Regions from separate parts of the Mus musculus genome. Here region 2 is linked to region 1. The links are chromatin contacts, found by Hi-C or POLR2A ChIA-PET in ENCODE. All regions are on one chromosome and are shown on one strand. The core of a region is the stretch at or near the end of the contact, and the rest is flanking DNA. Distances in the headings are between cores, read along the strand shown.

The links. Hi-C counts contacts between places; a loop is a spot of excess contacts on that map. ChIA-PET counts read pairs that join two places held with the same protein, here RNA polymerase II (POLR2A).
Region 2: POLR2A ChIA-PET joins it to region 1 with 71 read pairs in embryonic stem cell. The contact joins the promoter of Colgalt1 here to the promoter of Slc27a1 in region 1. A Hi-C loop is called at or near these places in 3 of 37 maps with a recorded cell type or tissue (Patski, T-helper 1 cell and mouse embryonic stem cell). POLR2A ChIA-PET finds 5 or more read pairs at or near these places in 4 of 5 experiments (Patski and embryonic stem cell).

Annotation. Positions count from the first base shown.
Region 1 is chr8:71,566,948-71,574,284 of GRCm38, forward strand. Slc27a1 (solute carrier family 27 (fatty acid transporter), member 1) reads left to right here and starts at 3,647. Exons shown (of 12, transcript NM_001357182.1): 1 at 3,647-3,941. The coding sequence starts at 3,775.
Region 2 is chr8:71,606,969-71,614,305 of GRCm38, forward strand. It overlaps Colgalt1 (collagen beta(1-O)galactosyltransferase 1), which reads left to right and starts at 4,056. Exons shown (of 12, transcript NM_146211.3): 1 at 4,056-4,476; 2 at 5,116-5,226; 3 at 5,942-6,059. The coding sequence starts at 4,232. It overlaps Niban3 (niban apoptosis regulator 3), which reads left to right. Exons shown (of 15, transcript NM_001384129.1): 15 at 537-1,178. The coding sequence ends at 598.

The DNA of each region.
Region 1 (7,337 bases), core at 2,397-4,896:
ATGGCTCAGGGCCTGGCTTCCGCTGTCCACAACAGAGAATAAAACAAAACAATAAACTCCAGTAAGTGTGTCCCCTTACTTTCAAGGTGTGTCACTCAAGGTAGTTGTGCTCAAGGAAGTTGGACATGCTCCCATACAACTTAAAGAACTTTTGTTTTTATTTTTGTTGTTGTTGTTGTTGGAGATAGGGTCTCCGTGTAGCCCTGGCTGTCCCGGAACTCACTCTGTAACCTGGGCTGACCTTGAATTCAGAGATCCACCTGCCTCTGGCTCCCAAGTGCTCAGATTATAGGCGTGCACTAGTACTGTCAGGCCTTGTCTTCGAGAGAGGATTTCTTGTAGCCCATGCTCTCCTCAGATTCCCTATGTAGCCAAGGTTGACCCTGACCCTCCTGCTGTACTAGGGTGTGAATCCTGGTGTCTGCAAAGACAGAGCAGGCACAGAGGAGAGCAGAAGACTGCAGAAACGTTCATTTTCTGCCACAGGAAGGAACACAGGTGTCATTTCCAAAGCAAGGTCCTGTGGACTCCCATCCCTGAGCATGTCCCACTGTTTTAACATGTTTATGGTAGGAGGTCACACATGCACAATGCTCTTATGGTGAGGAGAGGAAAACATGCTGGCATTGGTTTTCTGCTTTCACTTACATCCTGGGCATTGAACTCAGGTCACCAGGCTTGGCGGCAAGCGCCTTTACCAGCTGAGCCCTCTCTTCAGTCCTGGGCATGCTCAGCTATCTCCATCAGTTTCAAGCAGATGATAAAGGCCACTCTGCTCGAGTGTCAGCTCTGGGGTTAGTCACGAGCACTGACTGTGCTAGCTTTAAAGGTGTCAGTACAGGAGCCTTCCTTCCATCTCCCAGGTCTCTGTGTCCCGCTGCAATCTCCACTTGCTATGCAGCCAGTGTTGACCTTGGAGTTCCCACCCCTGCCTTGTTTATGAGGCAAAGGCAGGACCCCAGGATTTCCTGCTTTCTGGGCAAGCATTCTACCAAGTGCGGCTCTTCTTCCACACCTTCAGCTTTCCCAGTCAGGAACGGTCTAGCTTTATAGCTCAGGCCTCCTCAGCCTCACAAGCCTCTTCCTCCCTCTTCCTAAAATGGGGCTCAGAGGCAAGCCACCAGCCTTTATTTTCATTTCTTTGTATGTATGTACATATGTGTGTGCAAACGTATGATGTGCTGTGTGTGGAAGTCAGAAAACAACTCTTGGGAGTTCTCTTTCACCATGTGGGTCCTGGGGTTCAAGCAGAAGTCCTCAGATTTGGCAGCAATTGCCTTTACCTGCAGAGCCAGCTAGTCAGCCTGCCATCAACCTTTCAGATTTTGGGGAGCAAGGATGGGGAGCAGGTGCAGAGAATCTGATGAGGGGTCAAGAGCCCTAAACCTAAGCCTAAGAGCTTAAACTTAGCACTCTATAAACTAGGAGAAGGGGGGGGGTGCGAAGAAAGAGGAAGGGAGTAGAGGGCACAAGCTGGGGAGAGGAGGAAGTGGGGCAAAGGGCACAGGAGATGTTCCAGGAACATCGAAACAGGAGGAGGCAGTGAGCAAGTAGGAGGGCAGGCAGCAGGGCTGAATCCCAGCTGGGGGGGACGGCTGCAGCATTCAGTGTCTTTACCTGTAAAACTGGGGTAGAGGGGGAGAGGGCTGGTCTAGAGGGTTCTTGTTGACCCCTGGCTGGCTGGGCCGAGATCTTCATCACCACCACCACCCCCATCCCACCCACCTCTCTGAGACCAATGGCAGCTGCGGGTGGGGGTGGGGCCGCACTTGCCCAGCCTTGGCCTTCGAGTGGCGCTGGAAGCAGGCCCTGGCTGGCTTCTTCCCAAGGAGAGCTGTGGGAAGGTCGGCCAAGCGGGACAGAAAACAAGCTAGTCCGCAGGGTGGGCAGGGGGGTGTGGGAGGGTGGTTGGGAGGGAGGGACAGGGTAGAGGCACTCAGGGGCGCTGTGAGAAGCGCCCAGGACTCTGCAAAGGGCTCATCCCCTGAAGGGACCCACCAGCTAGGCCTGAGCTCAGAACTTCCCAGTCCAGACTTCTGTGAGAACCTGCGAGGGAGCAGCAAGGGCCAGGGATCTGTAAGCCTCAGAAGGTCATCTTGACAGCAAGGGTGGGGGCACCCCAGCAAGAGGCTAGGGATTGGGGCGCCTCTGGATAGGCGCTTAGGATTCTGGAATGCTAACATGGCTTGAGGGGGCTCTTGCCTTTGGGGAGCAACAAGAGATTCTGGGGTGCATTACGGTCTCTTGGGGGTGCTCCTGGCGTGCAAGAAAGGGTCATGTCGAGGGAGGATGGGAGCTGATGTGAGCCCTGGGGTAATGGGATGTGACTTGTTAAGGTTTGGGAGGTAGAATTGGGATTTGGGGGCTCCTTATCTCAAAGAGCTGCCTTTGCAGCTCTCTCCACCCCCGGGTGTGAATTTCGACTTTCTCGGAGTCTGGAATGCTGAGAAGCCTCGGGGCTTGGATCTAGGACAAGCTGGATCAGGCAAGCTCCAGCACAGGCAGGCGCTGGGCGGGAGTGGGTCATGGGCGCAGGGATGGGGATCTTGCAGACTTTCTGGGATTTAGCGGGACGGAGCCACACCCCTGGAGCCATAGCCCCGCCTTCAGCACCTGCTTGTTTTCACCGCTTGGTTGCCGTGGAGACTCGTAGGTACCCTGGGCTAGCCGCTCTAGCTTGAGAGTCTCGTTGGGTTGCGGGCTCTCTGGCCCGCGGTTCTTCTCGATGGCCTAAGCCTTCCGGAAGGGGGTCGGCCGGTGCGGAGCCGGGTTGAGGGGCTGAGAGCTTTTGGCCGCGGATTGGAAGGTTTGGGGCGGGACTAGGTGGGCCGCACGGACCGGGCCTCTCTGTGAACAGTGACTGTCGAAGCCTGGAGGCAACGCGGGAGGCTCAGGTAGAATCTGGGTCCCGAATGCCAGATAGTCTCGGGACTGTGGGCGGGCCCGCGCCTGTGGGCGGAGCCATAGGCATCACCTGGCGCGTAGCCCGGGTCAGTGCGGAGGTGCGGATGGGGGCGGAATGTTGGGACTGCTGAGGGCGGGGTCAAAGGCTTCACCTGTAGGGAGGGATTTGAGGGTAGAGTGATCACCTGTGAGCTAGGGGGGTGGGGTCACAGGCCTTCATCTGGAGGAGGAGCCTCGATCAGGTTGCCGGACTTTGATTTGAGGCTCCCAATGTGGGCGGAGAAAGAGGCCTCAGTTGGGGCGTGGCCTAATGATGAGGGGGATGATGGAGGCTGTCCTTGTAGGAACACCCAGCCTCTGAGGCCGGATAAGCATGAGGATAACAAGTGAATTTTGAGACACAGAGGAGGGATGAGGCGACATTAGGGCATGGCCTGGACCATTGGCTGCGAAGGGCCTAGGTGTGTGCGGGTTACTAGGCGACCCCAGGCTTGGAGGGCTGAAGCTCAAGGGTGGAGCTTGACCGTGGGGGTGTCTAGCCACGTGGTCAGTGCTTGGGGAAGGGGGGAGGTCTGGCTTTGATGGGCGGAGGATAAAGATTGATATGGAAGTAGCCAATCCCAGGCCTTGAGGCGGTCAATGTTAAGTAAACTGGTTGGATTTGGCTTTCTTGGTGCTTAGCTCAGCGGCGGCGGGGCGGGACCTGATACTAAGGTACACGCTGGGGGCGGGGCCAGGCTTGTAGTAAAAGCGTTTGGGTTTAGGCTACAGTGTGGAAAAAGAACGCGGCCAGGGTCTGTGACGTGACCTGGGCGGGATCAGGACTAGGTGGGAGGCGGTACCTGCGGTCTCAGCTGTGTGCTCCGCAGGATGCGGGCTCCTGGAGCAGGAACAGCCTCTGTGGCCTCACTGGCGCTGCTTTGGTTTCTGGGACTTCCGTGGACCTGGAGCGCGGCGGCGGCGTTCTGTGTGTACGTGGGTGGCGGCGGCTGGCGCTTTCTGCGTATCGTCTGCAAGACGGCGAGGCGAGACCTCTTGTAAGTAGATGGAGTTGAAATTTAGGGGTCGTGGATGCATGGCCCTCGGGCGAGCTAGAGTCTTGCAGGGTGGTGTGAGGGTCCCCTTATGGCCTGAATTTGGTTTTATTGTCTGGGCTGGGGCCAGAAGGTGGAATGACTGACTGGAGGGCTCTGCAGGGTCCTGCAGAAGACAGAACTCTGGGGGGAATTGTTAGGGTGGTCGTTTGCCACCGTTAGAGTGGGTAGCTGGTGGGTATTGAGAGTACTAGGGGTTCCGGTGGCGTGGTGTAGACTGTGAGAGGCTTCTGTGGGATTAGTGGGGTGACCCACTGTCCAGATTCTTGGAATGAACAGGTTTGGGGTGAAGGAGCATCTTGCGGAATCTACAGGACTAGGGTGTCTAAAGAATCTGTAGTGTTGGCCCCTCAGATAACATGTGAGTGTGGAACTTTGACTATTATTCAGGGTCGGTGGGACGGTCTCTATGTATGCACAGTGTATGCACAGCGTCTCTGAGGAGTCAGGGTGTGCAGGGAACATGGAGGCTTCTGGGGTAACCTTAGTGTTGATGGAATTCAAAGTCTCAGGTCAACCCTTGTGGGACCATCTGGGTGCCTTCACAGATCTTCAGGGAGGCAGACTGGGCATCGTTAAGAGTGAGGAAACAGGTTTATGGGGGTGGGGGCAGAGCAGAATGGTGTGGAATGGGGGGTCACAGACTTACTGGCTCTGAGCTTTCTTTTTTTCTTTCTTTTTTTCTTTTCTTTTTTTTAGTGGTTCTCACCTGCCTTTGCTTCCTGGATTGACTTTCTTTCTTCCTTTCTCTCTTTCTTTCTCTCTTTCTTTCTGTTTTTTCTTCTCCTAAAGAAGCAAAGAAACTTCATTTGAAGCAAATTAGTCATGTGGTCAGAGATGACACTGTGAGGAGTGACAGTCGCTCCCAAGGACTCCAGGTCTTGTTTTGGGAAATGGGCTCTCATGTAGCCCAGGCTGGCCTGGAACTCTTCATGGAGCCCAGGCTGTCCTGGAACTCCCGATCCTCTCCCTTTATCTCCCCTGTACTAGGGTGACACATGAGGTTGCTGCTGTGCCAGGGTGTAGCACAGGACTTTTGCATTCTGCCCACTGAGCCCAGGCTCAGTCTTTGCTTTACCTTGGGAGACAGGCTTTCATGAAATTCAGTTTCCCATTTCTTCCTTTTCTCTTTTTTGTCTTTCTCCCCATTCCTCTGTCTTGTCTTTCTTTCCCAGGCTGGTCTGGAACTTGAGATCCTCCTGCCTCAGGCTCTGGGATTAACGGGCCAGTGGCAGTGTTAAAATGAGTGTAGTCCACTTGTTGAGATGGCTCAGCACCTAGAAGGCTTGATGCTATTCCAGAGGGCCTGGGTCTGGCTCACTACCAAGCTCTAGTTCCAGGTCATCTGCCGCCATCTTCTGTCCACTGCAGGCTCCTGTGCCCATGTGTGCACATACACACATACAAGCTCTCACATATGTTTTAATGAGCAGAAGAAAGCAGAGCATGGGTGTATAACTCACCCAGTATGACAGGAGGCCATTGGCAGGTGTGGCAGTGTGACTGCAAACCTGGCTGGCTGCTGTGAACAGCCTTCACTTTTGGAATTGTCTTTTCTCATTGTCTTTGTTGTTTTGTTTTGTTGGTTTTTTTTTTAAATTATTTTTATTTCATATGTGTTGGTGTTTTTCCTGCATGTATGTCTGAGTGAGGGTGTCAGATCCTTTGGAATTGGAGTCACTGAGAGTTGTGAGCTGCCCTGTGGGTGCTGGGGATTGAACCCCGGTCCTCAGAAGAGTAGCCAGCACTTTTAACTGCTGAGCCCTCCTTGTCTTTTGTTGTTGTTGTTAATGTTTTTGAACCTGGATCTCCCCAGAGCCCAAGATGGCTTTAAACTCTCAACTCTCTTGCCTCGGCCTTCCAGTGCTGGACATCCCCGCCCTGCTGTGTCCAGTTCACCTGCTGTACAGGAGCATCTGCCAAACCCTGCCGAGTCTCTCAAGGGACTTTGCTGCAGGCTTGAGTTCTGGGGCTCTGGATGAAAGAAGCTGGGGGCGGGAGAGGCCCTGGGAAGGGCCAGGCTGGACAGAGGTGTCTTTGTACTCGGTGTGGGGGTGGCTTGGGCAGCTGCCAACCTGGGTGCCAGAACATGTAGTAGGGACAAAACACCGGATCCCTGCCTGCTGGCATGGGCCTGCTGATGAGAGGCAAGGTGGAGGGAAGGGCCCTGACAGGCCCACATTGTTGCCGGAACCTGGCCTGCCTCACAGATCCACCAGCTGTGGCCTGGTTCCCATCTGCAGCTTCCAGAAGAGCTTCCTGCAGCCCTGTCTTCTAAACTAACCCCCTTTCCCATCTTCATGGGTTCCTGGGGCAGTTAGTGGAGCTCTAAGCATAGCCGGTGGTCATACAGTAGGTGGTCAAGACTACGTGCTAAGAGTACACTGAGCGGGGTAGAAACCTGAGATCTGACTGTGAACCTTAGGCAGTCCTCTTATTTCTGATTTAGATCCTTGAGCAGCACACTTTCATTGAACAGCTGTTGGGGCGCCACTAGCATCTGTACTGTGGTGAGCCATGGAGGGTCTTGAGTGAGCTTTTCTCAGTTCTGACTCATCCTGTCCTTCACTTGCTGTGTGTGAGACCTCATCTCTGATAACTCAGATCTCTGAGCCATCAGCTTGTCTGTCAAGTCCCAGTTTGGAGACTGTAGACAGAGCACAGCACTGGTATGTTTATACTGGGTGTTTAATAAATGCTGAGCTAAACGACTTTGCCAGGACCACCCCATTTTTGGTTTTTGGTGGTGGTATTTGTTTTTCTTACTCTGGGTTTTTTTTGGTTGGTTGGTTTGTTTGGTTTTCTTTTCTTTCTTTCTTTCTTTCTTTCTTTCTTTCTTTCTTTCTTTCTTTCTTTCTTTCTTTATTTGGGGAGGGGGTTCGAGACAGGGCTTCTCTGTGTAGCCCTGGCTGTCCTGGAACTCACTTTGTAGACCAGGCTGGCCTCGAACTCAGAAATCCGCCTGCCTCTGCCTCTGCCTCTGCCTCCCAAGTGCTGGGATTAAAGGCGTGTGCTACCACTACCCGGCTTTTTTTTTTTTTTTTTTTTTATCTGAACTGGGTTCTGGTTTGTGAGTACGGTACCCTCTGTTTATTTTGGTCCTTGACCATGGTTCCTGGGATCTCAGGGACCTCCCCCCAGGGACTCACTGTTCAGGGGCCCAGAACATAAACACCCTAAAAGATACAGGCTTGAGCCCCAACTTGTCAGACTTTAACCCCAGGATGAGCATGAAAAACCAATTTTTAAAATGGTTGCTTAAAATTTATTTCATAAGAGTGGGTGTTTCACATACATTTGTATGTGCACCATGTACATTCCTGATGTGCAGAGAGGACA
Region 2 (7,337 bases), core at 2,806-5,305, 40 kb after region 1:
TGGATATCTTCTTGGCAGTTACTTTGTGTTAACAATGCTGGGAGGGGGATAGTGATGGTGGCTTGCCATTGGCAAAAGCCCTTGGAGGCAAGATAACTCGAGCTCACTTGTTACACAGCCATTGTTGACTTGGACACTCTCACCTTGATGTGGGCCTAGTTAGTAGTTACATGAAGTCACATAAGAGGAAGGAGTCATCAAAAGACCCTTGGCATGGGGAGAGTTTTATGTACCCTCTGCCTGCCATATATACCAAGGTGACCTGAGTCCATCCCTTTAGGCACATTCAACACTATGGGTAAATCCCCATGGGGATCGCAGGGTGTGAAGAGGCAGGCTAGCATTTTTTCGGGAATCTCCAGAGTGTTCCACAACTGTGACCCATCCACATCTGGCCAATCCACTGTGTTCCACAGCACAGTCAGTCAGTTTTTCTTGATTTGTGAGTCCTGACCACACTTCCACCTCATTACCTGTGTGGATCCTTCAGGCCCCACACCCAGCTTGTAACAAGTGACATTCTTGTGCCTGGTAAGACAGGGAACATCCAGATGACAGCTGTCATTTCACAGAGGAGGAAGCTGACGCTCAGCTCTAAGAGAGAGAAAGAGAGAGAAAGAGAGAGAGACTTACTCTGCAGGCCAAATGCGGCCACTCCATACAACATGGCTTCCAAGAACAGTCGAGAGCAGAGTCTTGACCCACCCACACCCATCCTGGAGGACAGTGGATAAAGACCTGGAGTGGCCTCCCTGGGCCAAGGGTATGAACGCTTCTGGCTTTGTAACTTATGTATTCAACAAAGCATCATAGATGGTGTTCCTGCTAAAATTTGTACACTCAGGTTCTGAGCTAGCCTACCCTACCATAATAAGATACCGTCTCTAAAAAAACAACCCAAAACCTCTGTTAATATGATACATGTAATGACTTATTTTTTCATAAACATTTGTACCTTTCTTTTTAAATATGTTTACTTTGTATGTGTGTGTCCCGGCACATGTGTGAGCCTGTGGAGGTCAGAGGACAGTTTACAGGAGTTGGGTTTTCTCTTTCCATCTAGTGGGTCTTGAGGATCAAACTCACCAAGCTTAGTGGCAAGTACCTGCTAAGCTGTCTCACTGGCCCTGTTTTTACATTTATCAATTGCTTGATTAAAAACTGTTTGAATGACTAAATTGAACTTTAAAATGCCCAGGGCTTCAAGCTTGATTGACCAGAGCCTTGTCCTGGCTTCTGGGCCAGCACTGCCAACCTCTCCTTGCCCTGGCCCCCCACCCTAGGTCGCTGCTTCCCCAGCTGCTTCCAGGCAATTCCAGGGGCTTTCACTGGTGCTCCCTGCAGGGTCTGGAGGAAGTTGGGAAGGTGTGTGGACCAGGAGAGGTGGGGATGGGGGGTGGGGAGAGAGGACAACCACCCAAGCAGTCCAGCTGTGTCAGCTTCAGCCCTTATCTGCCCCCTTCACCCCGTACCTCCCGTCCATCCCACCCCATCCCTGCCTTTGCACTAGAACATTTTAATTTAACTTATACATCTTACGTCTATCTCTGTGGATGCAGCCAGTGTCCACTGTGACCCAGGCTACAATGCAGACGCTAATTCCAGAATCAAGGCATGCAAGAATGTGACCCACTGCCTTCTTTGAGAGCACCTGTTGGTTGCCAGCACCGGCTGTCATTTTAGTTTACTTCCGTAGGTTGAGATTTCATGAAGTCTACAGGGTATAGACTTTTTTTTTTTAAAGATTTATTTATTTATTATATGTAAGTACACTGTAGTTGTCTTCAGACACTCCAGAAGAGGGCATCAGATCTTGTTACAGATGGTTGTGAGCCACCATGTGGTTGCTGGGATTTGAACTCTGCACCTTCGGAAGAGCAGTCGGGTGCTCTTACCCACTGAGCCATCTCACCAGCCCCAGGGTATAGACTTTAAGGGTCTTGTAGTTTTTGTATTTTTTTTTTAAATAAAAAATTTCAAACATGCACTCAAACTGACACTCATATATGTGCCCCAACATTGACCTGTTAGCTTGCCCTGCCACCCCTCAGAATGAGTACTTTCTTTTCCAGAAATACACAAACATGTGTTTGACTTGAGGGAGTACCAGACATTTCTTTGTATGATAACAGGTCTGGATACTTTATAACCAAGGCAAGTGGCCAACTCCCAGGGATCCTCCTGTCTCAGCTTCCCAAGGGTTGGGATTTTAGATGAGTAATCCCAAACCTGGAGAAAAGTTTATTGTTGTTTTTTTCATTTTCTTTTGTTTTTCAGTTGAAACGTACACTCCTGTAGCCCCAGCTTCCCTGAACCTTTCTGGGTAGCTGAGGATGATCTTGAAACCTTATCTGGACCTGGGAGTGACAGGTTACCAGCACTAACTAGCTAAGAATTACTATTTATAAATGTTGTTAGCATGATTATGGGCAAATATACCCTGGAAGGGCTGGGACATGGTGGCACATGCTATTAATCCCAGCACTCCAGAGGCACAGACAGGAGAATCTCCTGAGTTCCAGACCTGGTCTACACAGTGAGTTCCAGGACAGCCAGAGCTACACAGAGAGACCCTGTTTCAGAAAAACAGAACAAAACAAAAAAGCCTGGAAGAGTTCCCATGGAAACATGATCAGTGTCTCCAGAAAACCTACTCAACTGGGTTCAAATGGGAATCACTCCTTTTACAGAAGGACATTGTGGGTGGTGGTTGTACACACCCTTTCTCATTCTCCCTTCCCCCACCGTGATGTCACTCAATCCTTGGGGCCAGTCAGCGAGTGCAGCTCCCCAGTAAAACTACCCATCTTTAATATAATCGAATCTGGCATAAATTGGCTCATTTCACCAGTGGTGGAGAAATAACCTATCAGGAGATGTCTTGTGGACCCTAGGGTCCTCTAGAGGCTAGGGACCAGAGTAGGAAAATCTATGTGGATTTTACCAGTCTGCTGGCCTGGTGGTATATGCCTGTCCCAGAACACAGGAGAATGAAGCAGAAGTATAGCTGTGAATTTATAGAGTGAGCTTGCCGAGTAAGAACCTGTTTTAAAAACAAACCAGGAGAAATGGGCTAGTGGGATGGTTCTGTAGGTAAAGGTGCTCAGACCTGAGTGGTGTTCTATTTCCAACACCACACAGTGGTTGACAACTATCCGCAACTCCAGTTCTAGAGGAGTTGATGCCCTCTTTTAACCTCCTTGGAGAACAGGGACACACACACACACACACACACACACACGTTATACAGCCGTACATGTAGGCAAAACACTGAAACACAGAAAATGAAAACAACAGTAAGAGCAGGAAGGGGCGCACACAAGCCATTTTTTTTTTTAAGATTTATTTGTTATTATAACAATAGTACACTGTAGCTGTCTTCAGACACACCAGAAGAGGGAGTCAGATCTTGTTACGGATGGTTGTGAGCCACCATGTGGTTGCTGGGATTTGAACTCTGGACCTTCGGAAGAGCAGTCGGGTGCTCTTACCCGCTGAGCCATCTCACCAGCCCCACACAAGCCATTTTTAAGAAGGCCAGAGGGCAATACAATTTGGGGACTGAGGATTCTGGATCCTCAGACATGGTAGCAAGCGATTTTACCCACTGAGCCATTTCGCTGGCTTTTTTTTTTTTTAATGATTTTTCGAGACAGGCTTTCTCTGTGTAGCCCTGGCTGTCCTGGAACTCACTCTGTGGACCAGGCTGGCCATGACCTCAGAAATCCGCCTGCCTCTGCCTCCCAAGTGTTGGGATTAAAGGCGTGGGCCACCACTGCCCGGCTCGATGGCTTCTTAAATGGAGCAACGAACAAACAAAAATAACCATGTCGCAACCTTGGAAACTGAGATGACATGGTTCTAAATAGAAGAAGCTTCTGTAAAGAGCCACCGCGTGAGATTAGAGGGCTCCAAAACAGAACACTCTCAGGGCGTGGTCAAAGAACTGTCTGTGTCTTTAAAGCTCGAGCTAGGGGCGGGGCTTCCGGAACCTCCCCGCAAGTGACGTCTTGTGACCGGGTTATTGCGGTCGGCGGAAAGCAGTGGAAGCTTTTAAAGGCGTAGCCTTGTCATGCCTCTCTCCAGGACTCACAGTATGACCCGCGGGCCACTTCCCTTTAAGGAGCGTGTCAGGGGTGGGACCTGGATGTGTCCTTCCCGCCGCCGACTCCTTTAAGGCGCGGCCCTCGTCCCCCGGCAGAAAAGCTGCTTAAAGGCGACGCGTGGCGCGATGGCGGCGTTGCCACGCGGGTCACGCGGGCTGCCGCTGCTGCCACTGCTCCTACTGCTGCCGCCGCTGGGCGGCCCGCGCGGCGCGGACGGCTACTTTCCAGAGGAGCGCTGGAGCCCCGAGTCCCCGCTACAGGCGCCGCGCGTGCTCATCGCGCTGCTGGCGCGGAACGCGGCACCCGCGCTGCCCGCCACGCTGGGCGCCCTGGAGCAGCTGCGCCACCCACGGGAGCGCACGGCGCTGTGGTGAGCTGCGGGCCCTTGCGCGGTGCACCGGGACTAGGCGGGACTCAAGTCTCTACCGGAGGGAGGTTGCTATGCACTTGGGCTCGGCTGTGCGCTGCGGAGACTCGGTCCTCTTTCTGAGGACCTGAGTTATGTACCCCAGGGATTACGCACTTGAGGGGGCTCGGCTCTATATCCATAGTGCCCGGGCTCGTCCCCACTGCGGCTTGGGACCCCAAGCTGCTGCCTCCTCCCCTCAGGTACTTAGGAATCTGTTCTGATTTGCTGCCAGCCCTCACAGCGAGCTACCATCCTAGAACCTCTGACTCCTTAGAATGGGCCAGGCTGGTGCTTCCAGACCCTTATAGCGAACTCCGGGACTTCCAGATAAGATTCCTGAGGCTCGGGCCAGCATTCCACGCTAACAAAGTTAATGAACTTATCTTTGTGACAGGGTCTCACACCAATGTGCTTTCCAAACCAGCAGGTTCTGTTCAGTTGTGTACTAGTGAGCTGGGTGTCATCTTTACTCCCCTGTCACCGATGGATGGGCAACAGGCTTGGAGTGTAGCGAGTTTTATCCAGGGTGTTATAGCTGATGGGTCTGAGCCAGGTTGGGAAACCCCCAGTGCCATCATCTTGTCCTGTCTGTGCTCACAGGGTGGCCACAGATCACAACACTGACAACACTTCAGCCATACTTCGAGAGTGGCTGGTGGCAGTGAAGGGTTTATACCACTCTGTGGAGTGGCGACCGGCAGAGGAACCCAGGTGAGCCTCAAATCCCCGACTGGAGTACTGAAGCTTGGGAAGGTAGGATCTAGAATGCTCCAGTTCTATCGTCAGCTTCCCCACCAGGTCCCTATCCTCTCAGCAGACCTTTGTCCCGTTGTCCTTCACTCCATTGTGCAACTTTGGACACAGCTGCCACACCTTTGTGGCTGAATTCCTTTGTGTCTGGTGGCTACCTACTGCTGTGTCTAGGGTCTTGCCAGCATCCACTCTCCTGTTTAACTTCCTGATAAGCCTGTCTTACTGTATAGTTCAGACTGAGGCCAGTTGCCAGCCTGTCTTATTGTGTAGTTCAGACTGAGGCAGTTGCCAGCCTCCTGTCTCAGTCTCCTGAGTGCTAGAATCACCCAGCACTACTGCATCAGGCTCAGAACCTGTAGGACAGTGTGCAATAATGTGTGTGCATGCTCACGCTCCTGTTCTCAGAGGCACTACGGTGGCCCCAGGCTCTCCCCAGCCATGCAGAGCTTTCCTTGGGTTTCAGCTTGCCAGTAGCTTTTGTGCCTCTGGACCCTTGCACATGCTGGGCTGGCATTTAGGCCCCTGTGTCCTGTCCCCCTCCCATGCTCCACACAGAGGTCTTCAGATCCACTTGCCTGCCACCTCTGTGAAGTCCTCTATGATCCCCTGTAACTGTGCTCTCTGGGTCCCCACGGTGCCCTATAATGTGCACACCATAGCTATTCCTTTGCAGCTCTTACCCAGACGAAGAAGGCCCCAAACACTGGTCCGATTCCCGCTACGAGCATGTCATGAAACTGCGCCAAGCAGCCTTGAAGTCAGCTAGGGACATGTGGGCTGACTACATTCTGGTGAGTCTCTGAGTTGGGGAATCTTCATTATCCACAGGGAGGATAGAATGGATGGATCTAGGAGCTACCAGTAGTAACCCATTTTTCAGAAAGGTAAACTGAGGATCAGAAAGGAAAGGGGAAGCTAGGTGGTAAGTACACCTTTAATCCCAGCCTTTGGGAGGCAGAAGCAGGTGGACCTCTGAGTTTGAGGCCAGTCTGTTGTACACAGTGAGTTCCAGGGCAGTCAGAACTACACAGAAACCTTGTCTTGAAAAGCCAGGAAGAAAAAAGGAGGGAGGGTTGTGGTTACAACTTTGTGTAGAGTGCTTGCTGAGCATACTTGAGGCCTTGGGTTCCACCTAGGCTCCCAAATAAGAACAAGTGGGCCTTTGTATCCTCTTAGGGCCAGGCACTAGATTGTATCTTTTTAAAATACCTATTTTAAAACAAAGTTATTTATTTGTGTGTGAGGGGCATGCGACTTCAGAGGACAAGCTGTCTTCTTGTCAGAGGACAAGTCACTTCCCTACTTCCACCAGGGGGGTTCTGGGGATTGAATTTTTGTGGCTTACTTTCGAGCAGCAAGGGTCACAAGCTTAGGTGGGCGTTAGTGACAAGTTGCTGCTGAGCCTGACCTCCACTTCCTGTTTCTGGCCTGCAGTGGCCTCTAAGGAGGAAGCAGCTGCAGTGCTCGGAGGTGACCTAGCTCCAGGACTCCTGAGGCAGGAGGATGGAGAATTATATGCCAGTCTGCAAGACTGTCCTGAAACTATGATGGGGCTGGAGAGCTGGCTGTTCTTGCAGAGGACCCAGAATGAGCTCACAACCCTCTGTAACCCAGGCCCTAGGGAAGCTGAAGTCCTTTCTAGCCTGCGCTGGCACGGCAGCCGCATGCTGGTGCTGGCGTGACCACCAGTGCAGTTTAAAGAGATCCTTTCTATTAAAGATGACTTATTTATTGTTTTTATTAATTCATTTATTTATTCTTGTATTTGGAGGCAAAGTTTCTCTATGTAGCCCTGGCTGTCTTGGAACTCCCCATGTAGATTAGCCTGACCTGGAACTCAGAGATCCACCTGCTTTCTGAATTTTAGAATTACAGGTGATAGCCCTCACACCCAGCTAGATTTATTTATTTTAATTTTCTGTTTATGGGTGTTTTGCCTGCATGACAATCTGTGTACCACATGAATGCCTGGTGCCAGCCGAGGTCAGAGTAGGGCTTTGGATGCCCTGAAACTATGGTTGCAGATGGTGTGAGCTGCCATGTGGGTGCTGGGAACAGAACCCAGGTCA